Regions from separate parts of the Homo sapiens genome. Here region 1 is linked to region 2. Evidence: chromatin loops called from intact Hi-C (ENCODE). Cell type or tissue: PC-3. All regions are shown on one strand. Links, peaks and the distances in the headings refer to the core of each region. The heading gives the core; the rest is flanking DNA. Region 1 has its middle 56 kb from the start of LINC01101. Region 2 has its middle 29 kb from the start of LINC01101.

Region 1 (14,976 bases), core at 2,679-10,678, 85 kb after region 2:
TTAGCTCATAGTCCTCCCTGGCACCACCTTCTTCCCAGGTCCCCGCTTTCCAAATTTCCTTCCTCCTCTCCAATTCCCCTTCTGCCCCACCTTCTCCTCCTCTCCAGCTCACCCTCCTTCTCAGTTCTCCCCACCTGCTCCCTCTTCTCCTTGGCTTTTCCTCATCTCCACTCTCCCTCCTCCCTGACTCTCCCTCCTCCCTGACTCTCCCTCCTCCCTGATTCTCCCTCCACCTGGACTCTCCCTCCTCCTGGACTCTCCTTCCTCCCTGACTCTCCCTGACTCTCTCTCCTCCCTGACTCTCCCTTCTCCTGGACTCTCCCTCCTTTCTGACTCTCCCTCCCCTCTGACTCTCCTTCCTCTCTGACTCTCCCTCCTCTCTGACTCTCCTTCCTCTCTGACTCTCCCTCCTCCTGGACTCTCCCTCCTCCCTGGCTCTCCCTGACTCTCTCCTCCCTGACTCTCCTTTCTCCTGGACTCTCCCTCCTCCCTGACTCTCTCTCCTCCCTGACTCTCCCTCCTGCCTGATTCTCCCTCCTCCCTGATTCTCCCTCCACCTGGACTCTCCCTCCTCCCTGACTCTCCCTCCTCCTGGACTCTCCCTCCTCCCTGACTCTCCCTGACTCTCTCTCCTCCCTGACTCTCCCTTCTCCTGGACTCTCCCTCTTTTCTGACTCTCCCTCCCCTCTGACTCTCCTTCCTCTCTGACTCTCCCTCCTCTCTGACTCTTCTTCCTCTCTGACTCTCCCTCCTCCTGGACTCTCCCTCCTCCCTGGCTCTCCCTGACTCTCTCCTCCCTGACTCTCCTTTCTCCTGGACTCTCCCTCCTCTCTGACTCTCCCTCTTCCTGGACTCTCCCTCCTCCCTGACTCTCCTGATCTGCCCTGAATCTCCCTCTGGTCAGTGTCCTCCCAACCCTGTTGTTGGGCCCTGCACTGCCGAGGCTCAAAATGTAAATGATCACCTTGTATTAGGAATGATGTGACTTTGACACTCAAAGTCTCTGTGCCTCAGTTTTCCTTATCTACAAAGTTAGAATAATGACAGCACTTGCGTAATAGGATTGTTGTAAGGATTAGACTAGGGAATATATGCAAAGAGTTTAGAACAATGCCTGACACTCAATACATGTCTTAGCTATATTAGCATTTTCCAAAATTGCCTAATTCATTTTCTTATGTATTTTGTAATTGTTTGCTTCCCCCAGAACCTTACTTTCCCTGGCCTGGAAGGGCAAGATCCCCCTTGGGTACCCCTATTCCCACTGTATAAACAGGACCTAGAATGTGCAAGGCACATATTAGGTGTCCATTGGATATCAGTTGAATAAAGGATTGAACAAAAGCCTGAAAATGATTCCTTCCTGGCCTTCTCCAGGCTCTTGAGAGTCTCAGATGCAGCAACAGGAGCTGCTGTTTCACACACAATTCCAGGAAAAGCTCTGCTGGATTTCCATTCAAATTCTGCCTCCACTCCCTCCTAGCCACGTGGCCTTCGGCAGGTCACTTAGCCTGTCTAAGCCCCTCAAATGTAAAACAAAAATATAAAACTGCCCTAATCTCATGGAGTGGTTGTGAGGATTACGTGAAAGTAAGTTTATCAAAAGCCTGATAATTTTTGTCTTCTGCTGAGTAGTTCTTTCTGTCATCTGAACAATTGATAAGTGGATTCTCTAAGTCCTTATTGGATGCATTGATGATAATACTCTGGGGCAGGAGTAGATCACAGGAACCAAGCCTGCAGCCACTCTGCTGGACACCTCAGCCGGGCTGACTTGGGGCCAGTGGTCATTCCCGTTTGAATACAATCATTTAACCAGTTCAAAGTCCAATGACCTGTTCTAATGTCCCCTCAGCATTTCCCCACTTCCTCCACAAGCCCAGTGGAGCCTAGGAATGATCCAGGTGGATGGTATCACGGATCCAGTACCTCTAACATGAGAAATTCTTGCAAATGCTTGCTTAAAATAGATATACTTTCTGTTGGCTGCTGCCCCTGACCTCTGAAGCTCATATGTTCACCGCGAGAGGAAAAGGGGAGTTTGTTGCGGTCTATTCTCAGAAGAAACACATTCCTTCCAAATTCTTTCCAAATCCTTCTCCAAATTTTAGAAGAGAATGTAGTGGGCTTATGGGGGAAGGAGAAGAAAAGTAGTGGTTTCTTTTTCCAGCTCTCTTGGAAAGCCACATCTCATGTGAGTCTCACATGCAGTATTTATTATCCCATTTCACAGATGGGGGAAGGCAGGCTCAGGGACTCATACAAGGTCACACAATCCAGAAAGATTCTCTCCCAGCTCCATCTAGTTCCAAACCCTTTTCTCTTTCCCCAGTACCATGCTGCCTCCCACCAGCTGTAGTTACTTAAAATGTGCTTGCTTCCTGTCTGGGGGATGATCAATTTGGTTGTGTATCCAGGCTCCAGCTCTCCAGGATTCCTCCAAGGTTTTTGATGGAGGGGCTGAGTTCACATCCACAAATTCCCCTGGTATCCTGGGAGGTCATTTGTCTGGGCCAAGAAGCTGGAGCTCATTTGAGGCCACCCTGTGCTCTTCAACCCTCCCCTCCCTATCCTGTGGCTGCACTTCCCTCTTTGCGATATGGAGGCGGCACACCTGCACTGGACGACCCTTCTTTTGACTGCCACAGGGAGCCACAGCCCTCTCTGCTCTGAGTCCCCACCATGTGAAAATTACTAAGTCTTCAACATGCTGTTACTCATAGGAGCAATGGCCAGTACATGAGAAAGGCCTCATTTCAAATAAATAATGGCCACCGTTGACAATGGAAGTATAAACATGACCCAATACATGAATTGCTCATCATTGTCCCTGTTAATAGACACTCATCTTTACTGTGCACACAGGTGGTCTAAGGCTGATGCTCACAAGAGGACAACGAGTAACATTAGCTGGGAGGGGCCAGTGAGTGCTGAGGTCAGCTAAACTGCAAATCAAGGGAGAGAGGCTGGCATTCCCTCAACCCCAAACCCATATAACAGGGTGACTGGGTCAACTTAATTGGGTTGCTCAGGAGAGCAGCAATCAGGAAGTGTGGGCTATGCTCACATCCTGGGTGGGAGAATGCTTTCTCTGTTTAGTTCAAAACAGATGGGTCCTTGGGAGACAGATACACACATGCCCACTCACACACACACACATGCGAACACACACCCATGCACACACGCATGTACTCATGACACTACACATGTGTGCACATGAGAACACATGGATATGCATGTGTTTGCACACACACCTGTGTGAGGTCCACTCGGATTTTTCAAAGGACCCCATCCAGTTCTGTGTTTCCTTACACTTTATCGCCCAGTATTGATGTCTCTTATAGCCAGAAGAGGTCTCAGGAATCGACCAGTTCAACCCTCTTCTTTAGTGTTTTATTGGCAATAAAATGAGGCCATGAGAGGGGCGGCGACCCTCCCAAATGACATATGACGAGTTGAAAATGCTGAGTGGTCCCTGGGTCTCCACACCTGCAGCCCAGAGCCTCGCGTGGATGCCCTCAGGTTGCTAGTGTGTCCTGGCTCCAGGCTGCAGCCTGTCTGTGAGGGGGAAGAGAGGTCTGCAGAAGAAGGTCATGAAATGGTGAATAGTGGCAGGAGAAGTTCCTGAGAAGCTGCTGGAGGCATAGACACTGAGCTGGACAGTTTCTATCCACAGTCTTCTTTAAAACTCCAACAACCCTATGAGAGGAAAGCCACCATTAATTTACAGATGGGGAAACTGAGTCTTGCAGAAGCTAAGGCTCTTGCCCAAGGTCAGAACTGTTCAGCAGCAGAGCTTGGTGGGGATTTGGGGTGTACTCAGATCTGCTTCAATCTTTCTGCTGCACCTGGGGATGGCCCCGAGGCCAATAACATCCCTGAGGCAGAGCGGCCCCTTGGGCAGCCTTTCACCCTGCACACAGAAGTGGGTGTGAGCCCCAGCATGGTCATCTGCCTTCAGGCCCAAGCATCTTCTCTCCAAGTCCCTTCCATCTTGGCAGTGCTTCTTCCCAAGGCCAAGCCCACGCAAACCCAGCGATGGCTCTCCTTGCCTTGTTCCTGGCCATTCAAGAGCCTTCTGAAAGCCCAGCTCTCCTATCCTCAGCCAGTTGACGGTATCTACTGAGTTCAGAAGCATCCAGGCACTGTACTTCCCATGTGACTGTGGTCTCGTGGCTGTTCTGAGCTTAGTGCCCCTATCTACTAAGTGGACACAGTAATACCTACCTTGTAGGTCTTCAGGGAGAGCAAACGAGGCCACATCAGCAAGCAGGAGCTCTGCCCACAAACCCTCCTTCCCTCTCCTCCTTCATTCTCCCCAGTGGGAGCTGGAGTGGTCAGAGCCACTGACCCTGCACTGGGGTCAGAAGAGGGCCTGCCGCCTGTCAGGACCCTGCTGGGGGTTCTCAGGGCTCCCTGAGGATTGAGGCTCCCTCCTGTGCCCCCTCCTTTCCCTGTGCCTGGAGCAGCCTTTCTGACCGCCTTTGACCAGGTGTGCCCTCCTGTCCTCATGGCTCAGATCAAGTGCACCTCCTGCAGGGAGTGCCCTGAACCTGCTGAGTTAGGCCCCCTCCACAGGGCTCTCCCCGCCCCAAAAGAGTCATCCTCTTCATCGGAGCTGTCACTGTCTGGGTCCCCCTCCACTGTGAGCCCCTGGGGAACACAGGCTAGGCCTGGTGAACCCCTGGGGCTCAGGTAAGGTCTTCCAGATGAGTGCATGGAGTACTGAGGCCTGGAATAAAGTGAGTCCTGGGCACGTGTTGGCTAGAAGCCTGAATGGTGCTGGTATGCATGTGGGAACGAATGACGCTTCCAGAAAACAGGGGTGGGAAATGCCCCAAAGAAGTAAACACGCACCTCATCTTCACTCTGGTTTTACCCAGGACCATTCCATTTACCACAGCAAGGGGTAACAATAGTGGATGCCTATACTCTACTGCTTCCTACATACAGGACGCTGCACAAAGCACTTCGTACAGAACCCATGAAGTCCTCACAACGCCGTTATGACAGAGGTGGGAGAGCGTCAGCTTGGGCTGCCATAACCAGATACCACAGGCTGGGGGCTTTGACAGCAGAGGTTTACTTTCTCACGGCTCTGGAGGCTGGCAGTCCGGGATCCGGGCACTAGCATGGTGGGCTTCTGGTGAGGCCACCATCTCTAGGCTCACATGGCCTCTCCTTGGTGTGCTCAGAAAGGGAGGACAGAGCAAGCTCTCTGGTGTCTCTTCTTCTCATTCCAAGCCAGGTGTGGTGGCGTGCACCTGCAGTGCCAGCCACTCAGGAGGCTAAGGTGAGAGGGATCGCTTGAGCCCAGGAGTATGAGGCTGCAGTGAACTATGATTGTGCCACTGAACTCTAACCTGGGTGATGAAGTGAGACCCTATCTCTAAAAAAAAAAAATTTAAAATTTAAAAAGTTGTAATTCCATCATCAGGGCCTTACCCTAATAACCTCATCTAAACCCAATCATCTCCCAAAGACCCCATCTCCAAACACCATCACATTGGATGTGAAGCCTTCAACCTATGAATTAGAAGGGGACACAATTCAATCTGGAACAGTCATAAATGGTATTGGTCAGTACGGGCTGGGTTGTGCTGTGGTGACAAAAAATCTCAGTGGTTTAAGACAACAGAGATTTGTTTCTCGCGTGTGCTGCGTGAGTGGTGCAGGCTGACAGGGGGCTTGTGCTTTTCACCAACGTTTCATGGTTGCCATGGAGGTGGTGGGTGGAAGGGGGAGTGGTGAAGATGTAACAAATCACTTATATTTCATTGGCTACAAAAAAGTCACAACACCATGGGTAAGTTCAAAGTAGATTAGGAAATGAAATTAATTTTGTGACTGTTCCAAGTATGCTTAAAAGATTATGTTTCTTTAAAAAAAAAAAAAGGCAGAGAAGTGTGATCTTGCCATGTGCCCAGAGGAGAAGCAGAATATTTGTGAACAGCCCAAATATCTCATATGCAATTTTATCCCCATTTTACAGATAGATAAACTGAGTCACAGAGAAGTTAAGAAAGTTTTCCTAAGGCCACTCAGGTAGTAAGTGGTGGAGCCGGGATTGCCTCCAGGAAGCCTAGTGGCAGAGTTTGCACCCTGCCTGCCACTCTGGGTGATGCCAGCAAGGCAGCTACCAGTGCTCTCCAAGGCCCTCCAAGGCCAGGCCATTTTCCATGGGCTCAAAGAGAAGGCTCAGGAGAATGGCATATTCAGGCACCACCTACCCCATCAGTTTCTTCAATCTCATCCCCGACCCTGGAGCTGCGGCTGTCACCCAGAGCAACGTGGAAAGTGTATAGTCTATCAAACTGGATTAAACGGCATTGAAGACAAGGCCCTGACTCCACAGCTCCCCCTACAGCCAGTCAGTGGCACCGCAGCACTGAAGCACCTGGAGTGTTCCCTGACAGTCTCAAATTCGAAGGCAATCCCTTCTGTTCCCACAGGTACCCCCACAGTCCTCAGCACATGCGTTTCACTTCTTAACACAGAAAACACTGTGGTTCAAATCCATGGTCCTTTAGAACCACCATGTTCTTTTCTCCATACGCACCGGGAATGAACCCACTGGCAAATCCAAATAAACAGGAAGGGCTGGGCCCTGGCTGCTGGGGCATCTCTGCCCCCTCCACCTGCCCCTTGCAGCTTGGGGTTGCTGCCCCCAGCACACTGCTGGTCTTCTTGGTAGCTTCTTCTTAAGTATGGGTACCTCAGTGCTCAAGTCCCGCCTGGTCACCTCTCTGTTGGCATCTCCAGGACCCAAGGAGTCTCCTGATGTAAGTGACTTGAATTTCAAGCGTGCATAGAGTTAGACTGAAGAGCACTGCATAAAGAAGAGCCCCTCGTCAAGATGTAAATTGCTTCCTAGGCTCACTGCTCAACAGGGGACTGGATGGGATGCGAGTGAGGCTTCTGGCCACTTCTCTTTAAGTCTGTGCCTGGCCAATCTGGGAGCCTAGTCTGGAATGGATGGGCAGATGGACGGATGGATGGATGGCGGTGGTGTAATCCTATGCAGGTACCTACCATGCCTTTTCAGGACTATGAGCTCATCGCATCCTGGCACATGTTAGATCAGTAAATGCTTCTTGAGTGAATGAATGAGACCTCACCATTGAGGGAGGTTCTTGAAAGTTCCCCAACTCCGATCACAGCCTCCACCGAGTGCGTGACTCCTCCTGACTGAAGGGAATGTGCTGTACCCGGCGTTATTTACCGCAGCTCTGCACGTGAGGCGCAGCGGAAGCGCATGGGAGTCGCGGAGAGCGTCTTTTGGACAGCTTATCTCTTGGCAAGATTAAGCCGGCTCTCCGGCTCTCCACAGAGGGGCCCGTATTGCAGGCCTGCGGGGAGGGCTGGGCCCGCCGAGTTTGCACCTTTTTACCCGGCATCTGTCCCTGGGATCAGGAGAGCCGGGAGGCTGGATTAGATGGGTCAGCGCCCTGATTGACAGTGACACTTCCTCCCGTGCCCCCGCCTGCCCCCCGGCCTCTCCCGCTGTTCCTCTCCTGCCTCACCCGGGCCCCATCCTGTTCCCGAGAGCGGGTGATGCCTTCTAATCTCCTTACCAGGAAATTATTTTCCTGGGTGTGAAATCCCTGTCCGAGGGGGAGGGCGGCAGATCAGTGCTGCCCTGGCCTCCAGGCTGACCGCAAGGCTGTCTCCTGGAGACATCTGGCATGGCAGCGGGCACAGTCACAATGTTAGAGATGGGCAAAGCCTGGGCACTTCTACCCCCAAATGTGACCCTGACCTCTGGGGTGGGGTGTCCCCAAACTGCTCCCTCCTGTCTCCATTCAAGGGAGTTTTAGAAAAGGATCCACGTCTGCCCGTTGGTGACTGTTCCCTCCAAGAACAAGCAGCATGGGGCTGGGGCTGGGGCTGGGCAGAGCCTGGCCTTGGTGGGGGTGAGGACTGGGACCCATTCTTGGCCCTGCACCAACTACTGTGTGATTCTGGCTATATCCCAACCTCTGGGACCTCAGTTTCCCTCTGACTTAACCATAAACAGACTCTGAGGGCAGGGGTGGGCTCTTCTACACCTCACGTCCCGCAGTATCCAAGCATGTAACATTGCAGAGAAAATGGCTGGGGGAGCAGAGGAGCAGCCACCCCTTACTACATTCCCCAAAGGGGCTCAGGTCACCCCAATGGGATGTTTTGAATGAACATGTCACTCTGATCATTACTGAGATCATGAAGAAAAGCCTTAAAGGAAGCAGCCTGAACACCAGGGCCAGTCCCTGTGATTCACAGCATAAGAGATCTGTGCCTAGACCAAGAGATGAGCTGATAAGGAGGAGGAGGGATCAGCTTTTGAATGTGCTTGCTTGCGCCCCACCAGGCAAGACCCTCCACTGAATGACGGGGGCTGAGGAGGCAGCACAGGGCACCAGTGAGGCCATTTATTGGCTGTGTGACCTTGCACTATTTACTTAACTTCTCTGTGCCTCAGTTTCCTTCCTTATAAAATGGAGGTAATAACAATATCTACTCATTGAGAATTTCAGTCCATTAATATATGTAAAATTTTTAGAATGGTCCCTGGGGCAAAATAAGCAATTTGTTATGATAATACCACTATTATTATGCTTACTGTAGAGAAGCGCTTAACACACTTTTACTGTAAACCTGTTGGGAGTTTAATTGTGTCCCCGCAAAAGAGAGGTGAAAGTCCTAGACCCTGGTACATGTGATCGTGACCTTACTTGGAGATGGGATCTTTGCAGATGCAATCCAGTAACTATGAGTAGATCTTCCTGGAGTAGGGTAGGCTCTGTGCTATGTGACTGTGTCCTTGGAAGAGAAGAGACAAGAGACACACGCACAGGGAGAAGTCCATGAGACGACAGGGGCGGAGGTGGGAGTGATGTCACTATAGACCATGGAGCACCAAGGACTGGCGGCCACACCAGGAGTTAGGGAGATTCAGGGTGACTTCCACCCAGTCTCAGAGGAGGCAGGCCCTGCGGCCAGCTTCATCTTGGACTTGTGGCCTCCAGAACTGTGAGACAGACATTTGTTTGAAGCCACTCTGTTTGTGGCACTTTGTTACAGGAGCCTAGGAAACTAATATGATAACCAAACAAATGACTACAGGCTGGGAAGGAAGTCCCCAGCAAATGGTAGCTGCTCATTTAGGGCTGGCGGATCCATGCTGTGGGAGGTGGAGGATGTGAAGAAGCCAGACTCGAAGAGGGCTGAGCATCTGCTCCCTGCTCCCGGGTCTGGCTGTGGGCTCCAATGTGGCTCACAGGGACCCACGGGGCTGGCCAGCCTGTGGAAAGCACTGCTTCTGCTTTCTGATGTGCATGTCTGACCTCGAGGCCATGGGTCAGCCATCAAAGGTGAAGAGGGTGCGGGCACGGAGTCTTGCTGACAGAGTCAAGGGTCTCCAGATCAGCAACACCTCCAAGAGGATGCAGCTGCCTTTGAACCAAGCATTCTGGACAGACAGAAAACAGGCCCTGGGGCAGGGTCTCCTCCCTCCTTGAGCCTCCGTCCCCCTCGCTAAGGCCCCCCTTACAGAAGACTGTGCCCACTCTCACACCTACTTGGTCCAAACACCTTGAATCTTAGCAAGAGCCCTGGAGAAGTATTTCGGAAGCCCTGTGAGGGGGTGCTGAGACCCCGGGTTAGAAGGAGCATCCCCGTGTGCTCCCCGGGTTTGGAGTGGGGCATTTACACAGTGTAACTTCCTTAACCTTCACAGCCGACTTGATAGGAGGGCACCACTATGCCTATGTTACAAATGTGGAAACTGAGGTTCACTGGATTAAGTAACTTGTCCAAAGGCACAAACTAAGCCAAGGTCAGAGTTAGGCTTTGACCCTGGTTCCCTCTGACCTCACAGCCTGAGCCCTCTACCTGCTGTTTCCCTTTTTAAGGAGAAAAATTTCCCTTCTGGCTCTTCCGATTCCATTTACTTACCTTGAAACCCCTTTCTCTTCCCAGTAGTTAGGGATGCCAGTGCCATTAATAATTCTTTGTAGGTGCAATTCTGAGTCCCTTCCCAAACCAGTCAATATTTTCCCCCAGGGCCCTTGAAATGTCAGGCTCTACAGAAAGAGCAGACGCAGAAATTGGGGAAGGCAGGAAAAATCCTGGGGTGTGAATCCTACACTTGGCTCAGCCATTAACTTTTTCCAGAACCCTAGGCAGGAGACAGGAACTTCCTGTGCTTTCGATGTCCTGTGTATGAGTTACCTGTTGGAAGTGACAAACTGCCCCAAACTTGGTGACTGAAAAACAGATTTGCTCAGGACTCTTGCCAGCCCCGTTTATTCAGTCATCTGGAGGCCTTCTAGAGGTCCGCGATGGCCTCTTGCTGGCATCCAGCCAAGGCTGCCAGAGGGCAAGCCCCGGCTCATCAGCCCTCTGCTGGCCTCACCTCGGCTAATGCCAAGCAAGTCACATGGCCAAGTCCAGGGTCAACGTGGGAGGGTCACAGGGCATGTATACCAGGAAGTGGGATTGATTGGGGGCATTTATGTAACAATCTGCCGCTTCCTGTATGTCTCAAATTAAACATTCTAAAATGCAGAAAAACATTCCTAGATCAAGTCGTTTTGCTGTCATTGTCTCTGCGTGAAATAACATTCATGTAGGGCTTTACGATTGACAAAGAAACCACTTTTGACATAATGATGCTGTTTAATGTATCCACCTACCCTCTGAGAGAGAGGTCATTTTGTAAATTGGAGAAGCGAGATTTGGAAAAGTTAAAGCAACTTGTACAGGCACAGGTTAACAAGTGGGGTGGGGGCAGGACCCAGGCCAGACAGCATCTGAAGCCCATTTACCCTTCCCACGTGGACGCATCTGTCCCTCTGAGTTACTGTCGTCCCTGGACCCTGCCAGAGCAGGGCTCAGCACGGGCTGAGGCCCTCTCCCCTGGCAAAGGGGCTGCCTTAGGAAGAACCCAGAGCCATGTGTGGTTATCCAATCGTTGTGAAGTCTGGGAGAGAGGTGAGATGGGCATCTCACGTCGGAGAACCAGCTTTGCTGCCCCACCCAGGGGCCATTCCCATGGGAAGGGCACAGCTGCAGCGACTCACACACCCACTGTCTGATGAGTCTCCACGAGAAATGGCTCAGGACCTGTGGAAGGAGAGGGTCCCGGAGGTTAGGCTGGGGCCCCCGGGGAAGGCTGAAAAAGCTGCGATTCCTCAGCTGCAGCAGCCAAGTTGAATGGCCTGGTGCCCTTGTTTCCCTGCTGAGTGTGGTTCCACAGCACCGGAGCAAGCTGCGACTGTGCCGTCACCAGCCTCAGAAAGTCCCTCTCTGGACCAAGGGCTGCTTCCTACTATAGACTTGGGCTTCCGTCTCATCCAGGGTCTCATTTGGGACGCGTTGTTCCTTCTGGCAGTGACGCCATCACCTGCTTCTAGAAGGGAACCTGCCCATTCATGTGGGCGGGCAGCTGCTGAAGAGGGAAGATTCATTGTTTAGGACCATTTGCATAAGTAACGTGTGCTGCCTGCAGGAGGAAAAAGAGGCTACTCTGCGCTCCTGGGCTACTTCTCAGAGTAGATTCCAGCACATCTTCCTTTCCAGATTGACTTCAGGTCACACATACATATGAACACAGATGACACACTGGAGTGAGGCCCCAGGCACACATCTGATGTACAGGCGTCCATCTGTGGAGCGAGCCCACACAACATACAGTGACACTTTACACGGGTGTGTATATGTGTACCTTAACATGAAATCTGTATATAAGCACCACGTATGTGCATACTCTATGTAAGTGTGGTTAGACACACGCACCTGGTATTTATGTGCCATTTCTATAACTAGGCAGGTCAGCTCTGGACACGCGCACCTGTGTGCACTATGTCTGCACCCACACCCGCATAGCATGTGTTTGCATATGCTGTAGGAGCATCTGTCTATAAACACACATTGTAAGTCCTGTATGTATGTTGTGTATGTACTCATAAATATGCAGTCTGTTTACTCTAAATTCCTTATAAACGCACACAGCACACGGGCATGGGCACCTGAATGCCTGCGTGTGTGTGCACGTGGACACTGATGCGCCCATTCCTGTCTTTTGGAGTCAGTTGTTGCCTGGGCTAGCCCTGCCTCGGCCCCAGGTTCCACCTTTGTGTTTGTAAACAGTTCTGGCGCCGTCCCTCCATCACAGCTTAATAGATATTGTGCCTGAGCTCTTCTAATCCTCCCATGATTCAATCCCCTAATCACAGAGCCTGATCTCTTGGAATATCTGCTTGGAAAGGAGAGGGGATGTGGCTGGTCTCATGGCTGTTGGAAAGAAGGGACTCATTCCTCCCTTGTCCCGCCCAGATGCTGTGGGGCTCTCCAGGTGTGACTGAGCTTGGGACCAGGGCACACTGAGCCTGCCGCTGGCTCTGAGAGAGGGCTCTAAGGGCCAGGCCTGGATCTCCATGACACCTGGCACCTCCTCCAGGAAGCCCCTCACCCCGCTCTCCCTGGCACTGCTCTGACTGGACCTAGCACTCCACTGCACTGAAGTCTCTTGGGTCTCCTTGTCTGTCACCTAGCAGCTGTCTCTGATGTGCAGGCTGGGGGTGGTGGGTGGGGGTACAATGCCTCTTCTCTACTCCTCAGGTCCTGTGAGGAGGGATTCCTGCCAAGCACCCCCAGCCTCCTGCCCCAGCTCCCACCTCTTACCCCAGAGCGGGAGGAGCGCCCGGGGAACACACACTCAGCAAGCGGCTGCGCTCCTCAGAGCTGCTGGTGCCTGGGGATGAGTCCTGGGTGGGCCGTGTCCCGTTGCTGCCCCTCACCAAACCACAACCTCCACTCCAGCCTCTTCCTGTCAAAACTGGTGTTGTTATCTCCATCTGCCAGGATTTTAACCTCCCAATTAGTTCCAAAGTTGAGTTGAAACAATGTTTTTTGTTTTTGTTAATTCAGTCTACTCTAACCCCAAATTATTGAAGCCCGTTGTGTTCCAGTCACCACACATGACACAGGAGACCCCTGACAGTGAAGCAGACATAGTCCCTGTCCTCATGGAATGCAGGGTCATGTGGGGAGGAGAACAGCAGGCAAAGCAAGCCACACCCGATGTGTAATTACACTGTGGCAAGGGCTTGGAAGGAAAGGGAGAGGCTACTGAGACAGAAGAACGGTCTGGGCAAGGAAGGGTCCAGATAGAGCAGTCAATGAAGACCTCTCCTGGGAGAAACAGGACAGATGAGAGTCAGTCTTGCAAAAAACTAGAACAGGGAGTGCTGGGGTGGCGGAAAAGGCAAGTGCAAAGGCCGTGGGGTGGAGTGTGGCCGGCACGTGGTGAGGGAAGGAAGAGGGGCAAAAGCCGAGGCTGGAAAGGGAGGCAGGCTCATCCATCCATGGAAGCAAAGTGGGTTCTGTCTGAAGGGGGCTGGGAAGCCTTGGAAGGTTTTGGGGTGGGCAATGGGCAGTCACGTGATTCTTGAGTTTAAAGAGCACTCTGGCAGCCCTGAGGTCAGAGAGGAAGTGGGCTGCAGGGAGAGGATGAACTCTGTGCTTTCCATGAGCACTGCCTGGCAGCCACTGAGCTGGCCTAGACCTCCATCCTCTCAAATCAGCCCTGCAGAGTGGCGGCGCTGCTGCTGCCTGCCCCCAGCCCACAGGCGAAGGCAGTGCTAGAGAACAGGGCCAGCCGTGCTGCTATTCAGACAAGAGAAACACCACCGGCAGCAACAGGCATTTTCTCCTTCAGTCCTCACACCCTCTAGCAGGGGACACTATTTGTATCTCCATTTGTCAAACACGAAGCTGAAGCCCAGGGAAGTTAGGTGACTTACCCAAGGTCACACAGGCCTTGGAGTACCAGGCATGAACCACAGCTGGCCACCACCCACACAGCTGGAGAGATTGGGATGCCTGTCCTCGCTCTTCCCGAAGGGCTGTATTTTGTCCATGGTGAAGATGCTCTCCTTTCATGCCTCACCAAGCTTGTTCAAACATTCGTAAAAGACACAATAACTGCTATCGTGTTTGCTTATTTCAGAAAAAAACCTGGTCTTTATTCTTTGGAGGGATCGTCCAGGTCAGGGTGGAGACATGCGTGGGGAGACAGGGATGCAGTCGCCACCTCCCCCAGCAGGCTCCCTAAATGGTGCTTTTTCCATGGCTGTTAAGATGATGATGAAAAGATGAGAACAGAGTGGGTGCAATCGGTTGGGAGGCAGCAAAGCAGGAGCTGCAGGGGTGCCTCTTTAATGTGCTCACTCCCTGCCAGCTAGCGGCGGCCCAACCCCGATGGCAGCACACAGGCAAGCCATTAATGGGGACCCTATGAACCCACAATATCCCAACATCGAGTCCTGACAGCCCAGAAGGGGGGAAACGTAACTGCTGGAGATTTGATAGACTTGTTAAAAATACTTGAAGCCCACCACTTAAATGGTGAAACATGCTGGAAAATGTTCTACTTGATAACACAAAATCTCAAAGCAAGGTCATGATGGTCATCTGCTAACTGACTGAGACCACAGTGTCATGTTGTCTGTGACTCCTTTCCCAGCCTGCATGGGTACACAAGTGCGCACACACACATATCCTTCATGTGCACACACACACACATGCAAACTCACACACACCTCCATACACGTACATGCACATACATATCCTTCATGTGGACACACATGTGCACTCATACACACACACACATCTCCATACGTGTGCACACACACACACTCACACAGAGACATACTTTTTCCTTGCTTAGCTTATAATTCAGAGACATGGATTCAGAGACATCTCATCAGGCCTCCATGCAATGCAAATTTTTCTGCCCATCACACTTCTTTTTCTTCCAGTTCATCAATTCTCTTTTCGGCTGTGGCCATTTGTTTTTCATTTCAGTAACCATGCTTTTCATTTGCGGAAGTCCTATTTCATGCTTTTGCAAGTTTACCTCTTCTTTTTTTAATAGTGTCCTGTTTTTAATTAATTTTTCTTGTCCTTTTATCTGTAATGACTTGAAGTGCA
Region 2 (14,976 bases), core at 2,787-10,786:
GCAAGCATCACTCCTTGCAGTACATTTGCATTTGTTTGCCGTGGTTTTCAGTCTCCCCCAAGAGGGAAATCAGCAGGAAGACAGGGCTTTGTTTTTTTCTTTTTTTTTTCTATCTGAGCATCTATCATTGATCTGTGCACAGCTGTGCCCCCACAACCCAGTACACACAGCAGGACACATAGTAGGGCTGATTATAAATTGTCAAAGAAAGGAATCAGGAAGTTTTAGCTCCAAGAGTCATGCTTGTCTGTCCAAGGCCACGCAGTCAGCAAATGCCAGTGGGGTGCCCTTGGTCTGTCTGACTCCAGAGCCAGTGCACATTGATGCATTTCAGTTGCCCTTGAGGACTTCCAAATCTGACATTGGAGGAGAGAGTGTGCCCTTCTGGGATTCAGTCTGCCTGTCTGTGGCAGACTGGCATGATGCTCTCCAGCCTCTCCCAGTTGCCTCCTCTGGGATTCCTTACAGCAGATTGGCCGATGGCTGATCCCAACCTCCCAGACAGCAAGAAGGCAGAGGGGAGCTGCAGGGCTTTTCAGGAGGCCAGCCTGGGGCTGTCTAGACACCAGCCACTCCTGTGGACAGTGCAGCAGCAGCAATGGCAGAGCCGGGTGACTCTGATCAGAAGGGGTGACCTCCTCGGGGGCAGCACCCCAGGACTGACAGAGGAAGGCAAGTCAGGATATTGCCGAAGCCCGGTCCCCTCCCTCCTTTTAGGATGCCCTGGGGCATCCCCTGAGGCCCAGCAGCATGGGTCACAAACCCTGTCATGCAAAATTTCCCACTCCTAGGGTGTTGGGGGAGAGGGTGCCTGGACTGAGTTGTGGTCATGCTCACTTACTGCGGTGAAACACTTCCTCGCATGTGGGCACAGAGGCTGTCGAATATCCATCCCAGAGTCAGTGAATGACATTGCCAGAGGCTGCTGCAGGGGAGGTAATGGACTGTAGCCACTGAGGGGTCTGAGGGGCAGCCTAGCTGTGAGGGGTGTTTAGCCGCTTCCATGGAGCAGGTGGGGGCTGGGGCAGCCCCTGTGGTGGGATGTCAGTGGGGTCCAGACCAGGCTCTGGGTCAAAGCCATGTGAGGAGCTCTGGCACCAGAGTGTGGCTTGAGGGCAGTATCCAGCCTTCCCTCAGTAAAGCCTCGGCACCACAGGGACGGTGGTGGGAGTGTTGGATGAGGATCTCTGTGTCAGACCACGGCACACACATTTGCACCATCTATCCGATGACATGAAAGGCCTCACCAACCACGTCTGGGTGCAAGTGAAGGGAAATGTAGATGGAATTGGCAAGCAATCTGTTATAACTTGCATCACCGGGTAAGCAGTTTGGTGATCGGTATAGTGTATTTGGCAAATAAAAGGGAAAATATTTTAAAACTTTAGGTGGATATTATAATTTACGCAACAGTCCCAGGTGTTAAGCATTTTGAGTATTACACCTGCTGTAACTTAGCCTGTCCCTGTGGAGGCTGCATGGGCGGTGCCCAGGTCGCAGTGGTGCCCACAGAGTGCAGATCAGCCGGGGCTGCAGGCACTGCATCAGGGAACCCTGTGCCATTGTAACCCTGGGGCTTGGCAGTAGCTCAGGAGGCCTCTGGGAGCCTGTAGGTGGAATCATGAACCCCAATTCCCAGCACTGGGGTCTGGCAGAGAAAAACTGGCAGGCTGAGGCATCCTTGGTCAAATACCTTGGAGTACAGTCAAACCGAGGCCCAGGCTCCTTGTCCCGTCTCTGTGTCCAAGGTGTGGGTAGAGGCAGGGGACGGTCTGAACTTCTGAGGCAGAAAGCTCCCTCCCTGGACTCCTTCATGTCGGGGGCAGCCCAGCCTAAAATCCCCACCCCGAACTTTCAGCCTGCTGAGGGGCAGCTCTAAAGTCCCAAAGTCTTGGGGGAAATCCCAAGACTCGTGAACTTAGGAATGTGCCATCACCTTGTGGAGCCTCGGCTTCCTCATCGGTAAATGTGGTGACTCCCTAAATCATGGCGCCAACTGCTCAGGAGGGTTCTGAGAACCAGAGCCGAAAACCCTGCACAGGGCAGGAACTCCATCATGGCACAATTTTGTTTCAAACATCCGTTCACAGGTCTGCTGCCCTATCCTCACCCGTGGGAATGAGTGAAGTCCCTTCCAGTGGCTTCTCCCCTGCGTGTGATATAGTCTCAAGCTCTGACCCGGCCCCCAGGGCTCACCTCCTCTGCCCTGCACCCCTCTGAGCTCCCTTCCTCCCCCGGGCCCTGTCTGCGCTCCACTCCTCCCCGGGACGCCCCCGCCCCCACCCCCACAGGCTTGCTCTGCTGCAGCCACACAGGCCACCTCCTCATGGCGCTCAAGCCCGCCAGGCCACGCCGCCCCACGCCACCCCAGAGCCTTCACACCTGCTGTTCCCTCTGCCTGGAATGCCTGCCTCCTGGCTCTCCCTGAGGGCCGTCAGCCCTCCTCAGGCCTCTGCTGTGTGCCCCCCCGAGAGGACCTCACCAATAGCAAACATGTTGGGGGCTTGCTTGTGCCCCCACACCCAAATGTGTGCTCTGGCACAGGAGCGACCCTGCCTCACTCACTACCTGCCAGGGCCAGGAGGAGCAGAGCCAGCCCTCAGCAGGTGTCAAGGAAGTGAGAGGCTGGCCCTCTGATTGAGGAAGGAGTGGCTGGCTGCATCCAAGGGGGCAGTCGCAGGCACCCTGGCATGGCTGGGCAGGCCTGCAGCCCAGTGCTAGGCCGAGCGAGGAAGCTGGCACTTTGGCCGCGAGATCTGGAAGGAATGGAGGGAGGCTGGGTCTGCATGTGGGGCAGTGGCGGCTGTGAAGCTAGAAGTCTCAGGGTCGCCGCCAAATGCGGCAGGCCCCAAATGAGCACGCTGGGCTCATAAAGCTGGCGGCTGGCAGGGTGGTGTCCCCTTCACAGCCACAACTCTTCAAGAGCACTCGTGGCTCTGGCCTGCCTGGCCTGGCCACACAGCGCTTGCACCACAGCTCCAGGGCAGCGTCTGCCCTACTCCCTGATGGGGCCAGCCTGGAAGGAGGGCAGCCTGTGGGACCCGCAGTCAGGGGGTGGGTGGTGGTTGGGCCTGCAGTAGGGAGGGCGAGGCTTGGAGGACCTGGGGCTGGGACTTCCGATTGCTCTGCAGGTAGCCCTGCCCCTACCCCAGGGGACGTGCTGCCTTTCCAGGGGCACGCAGCCTGTGGCACCACCACGTTCTGCACAGCTGTCCCTAGGACCAAAGGCCCTGGGCACTTACAGCCGAGGGTACCACCTTCTGTGGTCACTGTGAACCGGACTCTGCAGCCTGACTTTGCCACATGGCCGAGGGTCTCCGCATCTCTGGCATAACCACCTCTCCCTTTTCCACTCTCCTCCCCTGCCCCTGTTGCCAAGGACTGAATAAAATGGGCAGGTTGTAGATGTCAAGGTTTCATGGAGACCTAAAGGCCCTCCAAAAACATAAGCAGGGGAGTAGGCCAGTGCTCACTGTCGTCCAGGACATGCAGGCCCTGAGAATAAAGGGGCCCGAGGTGGCACCGTGTCCCTGGGCCCCCAGTGACAACCAGGCATGTACCCCCAGAAGACAGGCCCACACTCTGGGCCTGAGGCTGCAGAGAGGCTGCGTGGGTCTCCTTGTGGGACACCTAGTGGGTGGCACAGTATCTCTTGGGCCCCCCAACAGTTGCCCTGCTTTGGGAGGGGGTTGGAAGGGGCTCTGGGGTCTGGACCCTGCCCTTGGACAATGTCCTCTGGATACTGCCTTTGGATTCTGTGTTGGACACTTACCTTCTACGGTGACCGCCGGCACAATCAACTGCCCCCAGTGGGCATACAGAGGCTTGGACAAAGGAAGGCTCCTGGTCACAAGTGGCAGGGCTAGGTCTGCCCAAAGCCAGGACTCTTTGAGCCTCCTTCAAGGTGGTTGAGCCCATGCCCCTCATTCTACGGAGCTCAAAAAGGAGACCCAGAGACCTGAATCACCTGCTCCAGGCCCTCTGCAAGAGAGGGCTGAGCCAGCCTGGCCACTGAAGCCTCCCAACCCATGGTGATGTCGCTGGGAGGGAAACCGAGACACCACTCTCTGATCTTACCCCATTCCTGGACCCGCTACATCCCTTCAAGGCAGCCAGTGCAGGCTTGGTTCTCACCCCCATTTTGCAGGTGAGGAAACTGGGGCCTAGAAAGGTAAAGTGACTTGTTCATGATCACACAGCAAGTCAACTGCCTCTGTTCCCAGGATGCTTTCTGTTTTGTGGCCATGGTTAAGAACAGGGCCTTTGGACAGAAACCTAAATCAGTAATCTTGACTCTGCAACCAACTAGCTCTGTAGACTTTGGCAAGTTGTTTGAAGTCAGTTTCTCCCTCTTTAAAATGGAAAAGGATGTTATAGGGTGGTGCTGGGGTCCTTAGCCTGGTACGTCTGCCTGGTACTTTGAAGCACCCCACAAGCAATGACCATTACCATTCCCCGGGAGCCAGCCAGGGCCAGGGTGGGCGCTGGGTCTGCCTGGCTCAATTCCCTCTCTGAATCCAGGCCCCCACTGGACAGAGGCTGCCCCGGGTCTGGAGCTCCTGGCGGAGGTGCACCGCCTGTCTCTCCCAGGAGCGGGAGCGCGCTGAGCCTCTCCGGGGGCCATGCCATTGTTTTCTTCTGCCCCAATCTGTTTTGAATAAACCACGTTTTCATCATCTTGAGCAGTAATCCCCAGCATGAGAGGAATATTGTGAAATGTCAGCCCTTTCTGGAGGAATCTCAGCAACATGTTTTTTAATGTTCAGCATCACATATGGGGACAATAAATACTGAAAATATGTGGAACAGAACAGAATGGAAGAGTGCTTGGCACTCGGCTCTGCTTCCTGCCGCCCTGAGTCTGATTTTTGCATCACAATAAATTAGCCAAGGGTAGGAGAGCCCCAGAGGCTCCCTCATGAGCCCCCTGACCCCAGGAACCAGGCTTTGAATTCCCGGGCTCCAGTCTCCGGGCCCATCCCCAGGTGTTCCCAGGAGAACTACATGCTGGTCCCTCACAGGCCATGCCCCACGGGTGTCACCTGCATCAGCGCTTGGCACACCTGCTAAGCCGAAGCCATCTCCCCGCCTGCAGATGCGGTGCTGAGACTCATGAAAGGGGCGCTGGCTGCTGGTCACAGAGCTGGGGCCAAGCCTGGCTGTGAGGACACAGCGCCTGGTGCTCTTTTCCGGTGAGGGCACAGGCTTCCAAACTGCCAGAGCTGGGAGGACCTCAATGATAAATTCACCTTGTCCATCCTCCTCATCCCAGAGGTGAGGAGGTGGAGGCTGGGGGAGGGAGGAACTCACGCAAGGTCACATAGCATGCTAGAGAGCCCATGTTTGAATCGAGTCTAGACCCTGATGAGATGCTTGACCTTGGACCAGGCATCCAAGCTCTCTAAGCCTCAGTCTCCTTATCTGCAAAATGGGGATGATACTCACCCTTCAGAGCTCCTGGGAGGATGAGGGGAACCACCCACAAGAGGCTCCCAGAACTGAGCTTGTGGCAGGAAGGTCAGCTTCTCTTCCTTCCCCACCTGCATTCTTGTCTGCAGCACGGGATATGAATATTTGCCCTGCCTGCCCTGTGGAAAAGCAGTTGAGGGAAGGGGATGTTCCTCATCAGTGATAAAGCAGTGGCCTACCTGTACATTTGCATCAGCATCATGGCCGGCTCTCCAAGGTGTCCGGGCCCTGGGCAGTTGGCGTCAGCCAGCTGGACAGGCTGACCAGAAAGCACAAATGACCCCAGGGAGGGCCGGCAAGGAGGGCAGGCGAGCTTCTGCTGCTGACTGCATCCAGCCCAGTGGACAGAAGGTCACTCTGGGAGCGTGTGTTCTGCCTTTTAAAGATGCAGAAGTTCAGGTTCAGAGAGGGGAAGCCACTCACCTGTGACTGTCCAGAGGGAGTACCAACCCCACAGGCAAAACCCAGGCATCCCCAGAGGCCAGGCCTCCCGCACTGGGGTGTCTTGGCCACCCAGTGGTTCTTCCCTGCTGGCTTATGCTCTGCAGGCACCTGGGAGGCTGCCCTGCTGCCCACCTCCCTCCATCGTCTGTTCCATGCTGGTCACCATCTCCTTGGGTCTCTCCAAGAATGCATGCGCTAGCTGACAGAGGGGCAGGTCCCAGCCAAGAGAGGACTTGGGTCAGTCTCGACTCTGGCCCTTGCTGTTGGGTGGCTGTGGATCAGTCATTTTACCACTCAGCTTCTCTTTTTCTTTTCTGCAAGGTGAGGGTAACTCTCCTGCCCAGGACTGTTGGGGCTTAGGACTGATTTATAGGACATCCCTGGCAGCTAGTAGGTGCTCAATAAATGAGTCACTGCTGCTTTCTGGGATGAGTCTTCAGGCTTTTCTTCCTAATCTGCACCGGTTTCCATCTGTGCAGGGCCTGTTTTGACCTTGTCTCAAGCTCCCCAGGGTGCCCCCACAGCACAATTTTGGTTCCAGCACCCCCCTCTGCCCCGCCCCTCCCCTGCAGCAGCTGGTTCTCCAAGGCCTTACATATAAGTGAGTCATCTGTTTTGGTCTGGGTCCTGTTGGGGACACTGCCTCTCTCAATCCCTGGCCAAGTGACCTGGCTCTTCCCCAGCAAATCATGAGAAGCACTCACCTACCCACCCCTCCAGCCAGCCACCCACCCCTCTGCTGGTCCCCTCCTCTGCTCCGTTTCTCCAGCCATTCCTGTGTTTGGGCTTTCACATCCCCCTTTACTTCTCTTCTTCACTGATTCATTCACCTCCTGGGCCAGCACAGGGCCTGGCACATAATAGGTGCCCAGTAAAAATGTGTCCACCGATTAGTCCCTCAGCCATGTGTTTGCCCCTTTCCCAATCTTTCATTCAGCAAACCTTTATTGACCTGCCTCCCGACTGCTCAGGGAATTTTTGGGACTGGATCTTGGCAGGGGGAGTCCCATGAAAATGGCCAGAAGAGGAGAGGAGGAGTCCCAGGGCTGGGGGAAGGCAGCAGGGGAGGTGGTTTGAGGTGCTGGCCAGGAGTGGAGGAAGCGCTCAGCCTCTCAGGGAAGCTCAGCTGGGCAGGGCTGGGATGAGCCTGGGAGGGGCAGAGTGGAGCTTCGGCTTGTTTCGGATTAGGAACTCCTGACCCTAGGATGAGTGGGGTAGATGGGGCTACAAAGAGAGAGAGATAAAAGAGCAGGAGAAGGGGCTGGGGGATACCCAGGCGGAGGAGGCCTGGTGTTCAGGTGCCCACAAGGGGCCAGCATGAGTAAGGAGAGAAGCCCAACATCCTCTCTTCTAGGACAGAATCCAAGGTTTGCTCAGTAGTTGAGGAGAGAGGGCCTTAAAGGGGAGCCACCTGGTGGCAGCATACCCAAATTACCGACTAAGCCCTCAGATGAAATGGTATCTGGAGTGGGAGGTGTCATCCCTGCCACACCTGGGCAGTGCTGAGCAGCTGGACTTCCTCTGAAAGCCTGAAGGGACAGTGTCCACACAGCCCTCCCTGCTCTTATCTGTGTTACCCCGGAGGCCTGAGGCAGTGACTGGTGATGGCTATGTTCACAGGGCTCCTGTATAGCCCTGAAGCGTCTGTCTGGCCCTGAAATCTTCCCCATACTACAAAATGACTACCCTTCAATCCCCCACACACAGAGCTCCTGGAAACCAGGCCAAGGAGCCCGGGGACGTGGGTGGGACAGAGTGATGGGGAAATCATGCCAGGGAGGGCGTGCCGGGTTGTAAACGCTTCCACCCTGGATCCCCATTGGGTGGATCCCTCGGAAAGGGCTATCCCCCACCACATACTGAAGGATAGCAGGAAGGCAGGTGGCCCCAGTGTGGGGTAGGGTCCCCTTGGCCAGGGTAGGAACTCTGACGAGTCAGAACCCAAACCCGATCAAGCCCACTGCTGTCCACGGCCCCCTAGAAATTGTGACTGTGACTTCCTTCCAATCAGCATGGCTTCTGGGCTGGGTCTCTGGACAGGCCTTGAGGACATGGGATCCCATCCGGCCAGGCCACAGAGGAGAGCGAGACCCTGCAAAGCTGCATGGTCAGTCCAGGCCACGCAAACTCTTGGATCTCCACTTTTTGGCTCAGCTGCCCCCAAAGTCATCCTTGGCTCTATTTGCTCTCTAAGCCTCAGCAGTAATATTAATAAGGATAATGATAGCAATGGCTCCCTGGGTTCTGGGCTCTATTCTAAACTCTTACCCCATTCAGATTCATTTCATCCTCACAACCACCCCAGCAGGCAGGAGCTACTGTAAATCCCATTTTACAGGTTGAGAAGTGGAGGTAATTTGCCTGGGTTGCACGCTGTTGCTACGTGCCGGCGCTCCACACCCAGCCCTCTTAAACATGGTGTGGCTGGCAGTGGGGGGTGGGAGCCAGGTGGTGACCCCAGTTGCATTCTCAAACAGTGGCTTTATTTCACAGGGTGAAAGGCAGGGCACTGGGTGGTAAGACAGCCTGGAGGATGATGAAATGTCATTGGGAGCCTTGGGCCTCGGGGTCTGGCTCCACTTTGGTCCAGTGGTCCAGGAGCAGTGTGGAGTGGGTCCTGCAGGCCCAGGATGGGGCCACCCAGGGGCTTTAAAGCGGGTGGCTCTATGCCCTGGTGACCACCCAGTCCCTCTGCCCTGCTCAGAGCCTTCCTCTCCTGGGAAATTTAACAGACAGCTGGGCTTCTGCCCAGTCCCTCCAACCCAACAGTCTTCACTCTGGCTCGCCCACACCTCTCAGGAGGCCCCTTGTGACGTGGTGTTTTCACACGTGATCTCATCAGCGCCCAGACCCAGCCTGGAGACCTGCGTTCCCTCTGCCTTGGCCCCCTTCCTGGGGGCCCCTCCAGCCTCTCTCATCTCCCAGCCCTAGGGCCCCTCTTCACGGTCCTTCAGGCCTGTAGAATTATGTCCTGATTCCTTGCCATTCAAAGCCTGCTGTGGTCAGGCCCCAGCCAACTGCATCTCTCCCTGTTTCCACCAAACCAGTGGCAAGACAACCCTGAACCCCCTCCCCTAGCGCCCTGCCAGAGCCAATGCTGTTCCCATTACCCAGAAATTCTCCTTGCTCCATCCCCCACCTTAACTCACTGACACCCTGCCCATCCCTTGAGATCCATTCCAAATGCCCCCTCCTCCAGGAAGCCTTCCTTCACTGAGGATTCTGAACCTCTGCTACATCTTTTTAGCTTTCCCAAAGCCTCCCTCATCCTTCAGTAGTTTCTTGAGAAAGAGTATATGGGAGGTAAATTTTTGAGAAGTTTTATGACCCACATTTTTATTCTACCCTTATGCTTGATTAATTTACCTGCATACAAAATTTCAAAATTTTGCTCCACTGTCTTTAAGCAACCATTGTCCAGTGCTACTCTTTTGCCTGATCCTTCATAGGCAAAGTAATTTTTTTAAAAATCTCTGTACATGTCTCCAATTTAGGAGCTTTTTTGGGGTTCTGGCCGGCTTTTTGGACTTCCTGTTTTTCTATAAACCTCGGTTTCAGCTTTCTCCACAGGGCTAAAGAAACGACCCTTCTCCTATCTGCATTCAAGCTTCTGAAATTTTACTGATGCCTCCTCTATCATACTCTTTGTCTTAGCAGATTTTCACCTTTAAACATCTCTTTACTGTCATGCCAGGGTGTCTCAGGAGTAGGCAGGGATAAATTCGTGTGCCCCATTAGCCCTATTTGAGAAGTCCCTTGGGAGCTAGCTTTGAAGTGCCTCCTGGCTACAAAGGCTTGGCGCTTTGCTCCCAGGCACCCGGGCTGCCCTCTTGAGTCACCTATGTAGGGCCCTGGTCTACGTGGTGAACGTCCCTAACCAGGAGCAACTACAACAAATCAATGAGGGCCTGTTTGTGGGTCTGCCGTGACGTAAGCGACGTGCTTGTTTAAGTGAGGCCCTCCACAACCTGCATCATAGCCGTTCTTATGGTGAAATGTTGACTGAGGCTGGATCCCAGTACTCAGGGAAAGACAAAAGTCTCAGGCCTGGATGGGTAGGGAATCACTTTGCAATAGGGGAGGAAGGGCTTGTCCACACAAAAGAACGATTCCAATGGACAGTGGATGCAGAAACACGGCCCTACCCTGTTGTTTGTCAGTAGTAGCCCACGGTCATAGGGGTGTCGAAGGCCTTACTTCTCTTCCTATGCCCTGCCCTGCTCTAAACCCAGCGGGCAGAGGGCAGTCCGCTGCACCCAGAGTCCCTGAGGCAGCTCTATTCCCGGGCAGCTGTTAAGCCACTGAGTGTCTGTTGCGCATTAACTACTATTACTGTTGCACATGGTGTGACGGACATCAGGGAACTCCAGGAGTTTCATGCCAGGAGTGCAGAGAGGGTTGGAGTAGTGGAGCAGTGCGTCAATCAGACAATCAAAGAGGGAAGGCAAGGAGGAAGGGGAGAGAAGAAGAGTTATTGCGGCCCCACTTATATTTGGGGTAGCCATATAATTTGTAATCCAAAGCGGGACATGTTTGAGAGTGTGGGGCACTATGAATAATAATGCAGGACCCCAGGCGTAACCTGGGCGGTCCCAGGCAAGCTGGGCTGTAGTATGGACTCCCTCCCACTTCAGTACAAGATCTCACTGAAGCCCTAAAACAGTCCTATAATTGGATGGCATTGTCTCCTCATGAGGGGACAGTCTCTCCGAGAGCACAGGCTCCCTGGTTCTGGGCTGTGTGTGAGTGAGGTTATGTGTGTGAGGTCATGAAGCCGGAGCTGGCACTGGATCTCAGGTTGGTATGATTCTGTCTTTTCAGCCTAAAACCTGCCTGTTCAGAGACGAGGTTGTTTGACGGGCTAGGTTAGGGGGTCAGGGCCTAATGGAAATAGGGGACTGGAAAGATTGGGAAGATTTTCCAGGCAGCTCAGGTACCCAGCGAGCCTGGGGGTTAGTTCCAGGTCCAGGCTCCTTAGGGCCACAGGAAACCTCGAGGCCATGGCCTGCCTGTGCTGGTGGGATCGAGTCAGCAAATCCACATCCCCCTGACCCAGCCATGCTCTTGGGCCCCATCAGAGAGGCCCCACGGGATTTTCCCCACTGTCTTTTCACACCTACATAAATCTGTGCACATGGTCACAACACAGAGAGTTAGGCCAACACAAGCTATACAGGTGCAATCCACTTGAAATGTGGATGTCTGCAACTTCACAGATATGACAAGAATACGCACGCGCAGACGTCAACATGCTCCATACACACACCCAGTAACCCTTACTTCGGCTTCATGTGCAATGTGTGCATAGGGGCCTCGGGCGGAGACTTTCAACAGTTACCATGTGCCTCACCCCCATGACACTCCCAACCTCTCTCCTGGGAACCCCTGCCCCCCTCTCGAAGGGTGGCAGCTTTGGGGCCCAGCCTTTATGCAAATGCCAAGCCACAGCTCACTCCATCTTTTCTCTCCTCTCTAATTGACTGTTTTCCCTCCTTGCTGGGACTGCGGGAGCCCCGGGTCGGCATTCAGAAGGGCTCTCCCCCCACTGCCCGGCCCCTCCAACCCGAGCTCCCGGCCCTTTTAATCTAGTTACTTTTCCATCAACACACTGGGAGAAAGACACAAAGGGGCATAATCGTATCTGTGGCTGTTGATGTTCAATTAACCACATAACCTTTAGGCGCTCTCTCTCTCTCTCTCTCTCTCTCTCTCTCCCCCCCCTCCCTCTCTCTCTCTCTCTTTCTTCCCCCCTCTCACCTCACCCCGCTTCTTCAACCCAGCTGCCCCTCTGGTCCTGACACTGGCTCAGAAGCCCTCCAACACCCCATACCAAAGACCTGGCCTCCTGGCCCCTGGGAGATGCCCCACCTTTTAGGGAAGGTAAGCCATCAACCCCAATTCCAGCTGCACTCCCCATCTGACCCCTGCCTGCCCTTGCCCTGCCGGCCCCTTCTGCCACCCCTCCGTCCCTCTCCAGGCCTGGAGGGAGGGGTGCCTCTGGGAGCGGGCACCCCGCAAAACTCCGCTTTCTGGACCTTGTCTGGGGCCAGCAGCTGTCATTTGCCGGGCGTTCCGCTTTCTCCACTGTACCATGCTAATTTTTCGAGGGACAATTTTTTGACAATGAGTCCTCCAGCCCGAACAGAAACCCTTTATGGGGCCGGCCCCAGGGAGGCCGCGGCGCTGCCAAGGCAAACAAAGGCTCATTGCTGCCGCGGAACATGCCTGCGCCTTTCAGGGCCGGGTTCGCAGAGCGCGCCGCCTCCAGCCCGCGCCGAGGTAACACCTGGTCCGCCAACTCCTGGCGCCTAATCAAGATATCAATCACGGCGCGGGGGCAGGGGGGCGCACGGGCCCCGAAGGCTCCAGAACCCGGCAAGTGCAGGTAGCCGGCCGCCTGGCCGGCCAGGGCTGCTTGGCAGGGAGCGCCGGGATCTGGGGGGAAAGAAATCAAGCCCCGAAGCTGAAGGCTTAATTAGGCTGATATCATCCCGCACAAATGTTCCTCCGAGAGGAAGGCTTCTGGGCACCAAAATTATTTTGTGATTAAAAGCGAAAAGGAAGGAGAAATGATTCGGCCTTTGGAGGAGTTCGGAGGGCTGGGGGTGGCAGCAGGAGGCTGGGGCGCAGCGCAGCGCCAGGGGCGCGGGACCCAGCCAAGCTCCCCACTCTGCCCCCACTGGGACAGAGAGGCGCAAGAGTCCACCAACCCCTGCCACTTGTGGCCTTTCCTGACTGCCCAGGGCTTCCAACAATGTAGAAGAGTGACAGTAAATGTCCAGGTCCCTGCATATAGGTGTTTCTTTAATCTGCACACCAGGCCGGAAAGGCCATGCACGTCGTCGTCATCCCATTTCGTAGATGGGGAAAATTAGCTCGGAGAGGTGACATCTTGCCCGAAGTCCCACGGCTGGTCAGTGGCAAGTGGACAGTGGCAACTGCGCCTGGAAAACGCCGTCCGTGGCGCGGTCGCGGCGCCAGGGGCATGCCTGACAGCCACCTTCTCTCCCGTGACCGCCGGGCTCCGCATCAGGGCGAGCCACTCGGCTCGGGAGAGCAGGAAACTGGGGAGGGCCGAGCCTCCGGCCACGCCTTGTCAGCCCCGGAGCCTCCACCAATCCCGGGCCCGGAAAGACCAGGCCCACTGCCGGCCCCGCCCAGCACCTGCGCAGGTAGCGCGCGCAGGCGAACCGCAGGCCCGGGCTTCTGGGGCCTCACGCTGCGCGGAGAGGCTGCCCAGCAGTTGCTAGGCAGTCCTGGGCCAGGTCGTGGTTCCGCCACTTACTCGCTGTGCGACCTCTTGTGCCTCACTGTAACATGGGACAACGGTAGTCCCAACCTCATGGTGCTCTTTGAGGATGGAATGAGCTCCTGCAAGTCAAGCTCAGCCCAGGGCTGGCCGTGGATATGCTCAGAAAACTCCACATGCGGGCCTGCATCCGCCAGCAGGCCCCGGTGCGCCACACTGACATGCTCCCGCAAGGTTGATAAGGGGCTGTGCGCGAGCTTCTCCAGTGCCGCCTGTGCCCTCCGCCATGTTAGTTTTCTCCTGGGACACGCCCCCAGCCTCCCAGGATCTGGCACTGAAGGGGCCCAACGGGAGACCCTCTGCCTGACCCAGCCTATGGAGGCATCCATCCTGAGCGGTTGGTGCCCATGGTGTACTGTTTGTTAAATATTTTGAATACTATTCTCGATCATCTATGTAATAAAATATTTTGCTGTTGGCAAAGACACATATACAGTCTCAGGACCCTAAATCTAGGCAGTGTCCTATTCAATCAACCCATCATTCATTCATGACGTAAGCCACACATTTAGAAAGCTTTTCATTATTGATTCATTGAATCACTGATTTCTGAGCATATTCACTCATAGACTCAGTTATTAATTATGTGACAGTCACTCCACCCACATACGTAAATCCTTTCCCATGGGTCTGTGTGCACCAAGTGGGCCTTGGGCGGTCTCTCCTTTGAGAACCCCACTGTCTCCTGTGGGAGATGGAATGTGTGCCCATCTCTAAACCAAGAGCAAATGGGTAATTACCAGGAGAGAAGATGGTGTTCAATGAGAGGTGTCAGGCACAAGGAGCAGCAACTGACCTGAGCTTGAAGGATGGACAGGACAGGGGCACTGGGGTGGGGGACTTTTGTCGGCTTTTAAGCAGGGCAGGACAGATGGTCGGATCTGCATTTTAGCCAGAGCTGAGCTGCCTTGCCTCGGTGCCCACTGGTGAAAGCACATGGGCTTTGGGGCAAAATGGTATTCTAGTTTGATTCTCTAATTAACCTGCTGGGGAGGGGTTGGGCACTCAGGCAAGTTACTGAGCATCTCAGAGTCTCAGGTGTCTCCACTCTAAAAACAGGGACAACAAACTTATTTCTTCCAGTTGTTGTGACTTTCTGTGAGCAAACTCAGCACCAAAAACAGGGCATGAAGTAGGTACTTTGTCACATGATGAGTGTCCAGTAAAAGGCTGTTATTGCTCCAAGAGTAATGGGACAAGAGAACAGAGGCTGGCATCAAGAGATGTCCAATCAGCAGATTGGATGCAGCAAAGAAATGAGACTGCAGTGAGTGAGCTTTTGGGATGAGGAGGAAGGGAATGGCATTCCCTGGAACAAGGACGTGTTAGGACAGACAGGTTTATATAGTGTGTTAATTTGCTGTGGCAAATTACTTCAACATGTAGTGGCTGAAAGCAACAATCAACATTTTATATGACTCCCAGTTTCTGTGGGTTAGAAATTTCGAAGCAGCTTAGCTGTGTAGTCCTGGCTCGGGGTCTCTCATGGGGTTAAATCAGGATGTTGGCCAGGGCTGTGGTCACCTGAAAGCTTGACCGAGGCTGGAAGGTCCGCTTCTGAGATGGTGCACTCACATGGCTCCCAAGGCAGTGCTAGGTGTTGGCAGGAGGCCTCAAGTTCTCCCCACTTGGCCTCTCCACAGGGCTGCTTGAGTGTCCTCATGAGATGGTGTCTGGTTCCCCTCATGAGATCCAGGAGACTCCCTCATACTTACTTGGTCCTGCAGACCAGCTCTGATTCACTGTGAGAGGAG

Evidence for each region. A loop is a pair of places that touch in the nucleus more often than their neighbours do. Peaks named below come from ENCODE experiments on the same cell type or tissue, not always from the same donor. Only the 100,000 strongest peaks of a DNase experiment are listed, where the experiment ranks them.
Region 1: it touches region 2 in a loop (6-fold over the local background); 3 of 110 quality-filtered maps call a loop at or near these places.

Annotation. Positions count from the first base shown.
Region 1 is chr2:120,515,058-120,530,033 of GRCh38, forward strand. No RefSeq gene overlaps it. Among named protein-coding and RNA genes, the nearest start is that of LINC01101, 56 kb to the left of the region's middle. In PC-3, for the core only: CTCF peaks have their summits at 6,356 (motif pointing left) and 10,385 (motif pointing left); a DNase peak (open chromatin) is centred at 6,354.
Region 2 is chr2:120,430,074-120,445,049 of GRCh38, forward strand. No RefSeq gene overlaps it. Among named protein-coding and RNA genes, the nearest start is that of LINC01101, 29 kb to the right of the region's middle. RefSeq lists enhancers at 200-1,188, 12,042-12,667. In PC-3, for the core only: a CTCF peak has its summit at 7,325 (motif pointing left); DNase peaks (open chromatin) are centred at 6,428 and 7,318; H3K27ac peaks cover 615 bases.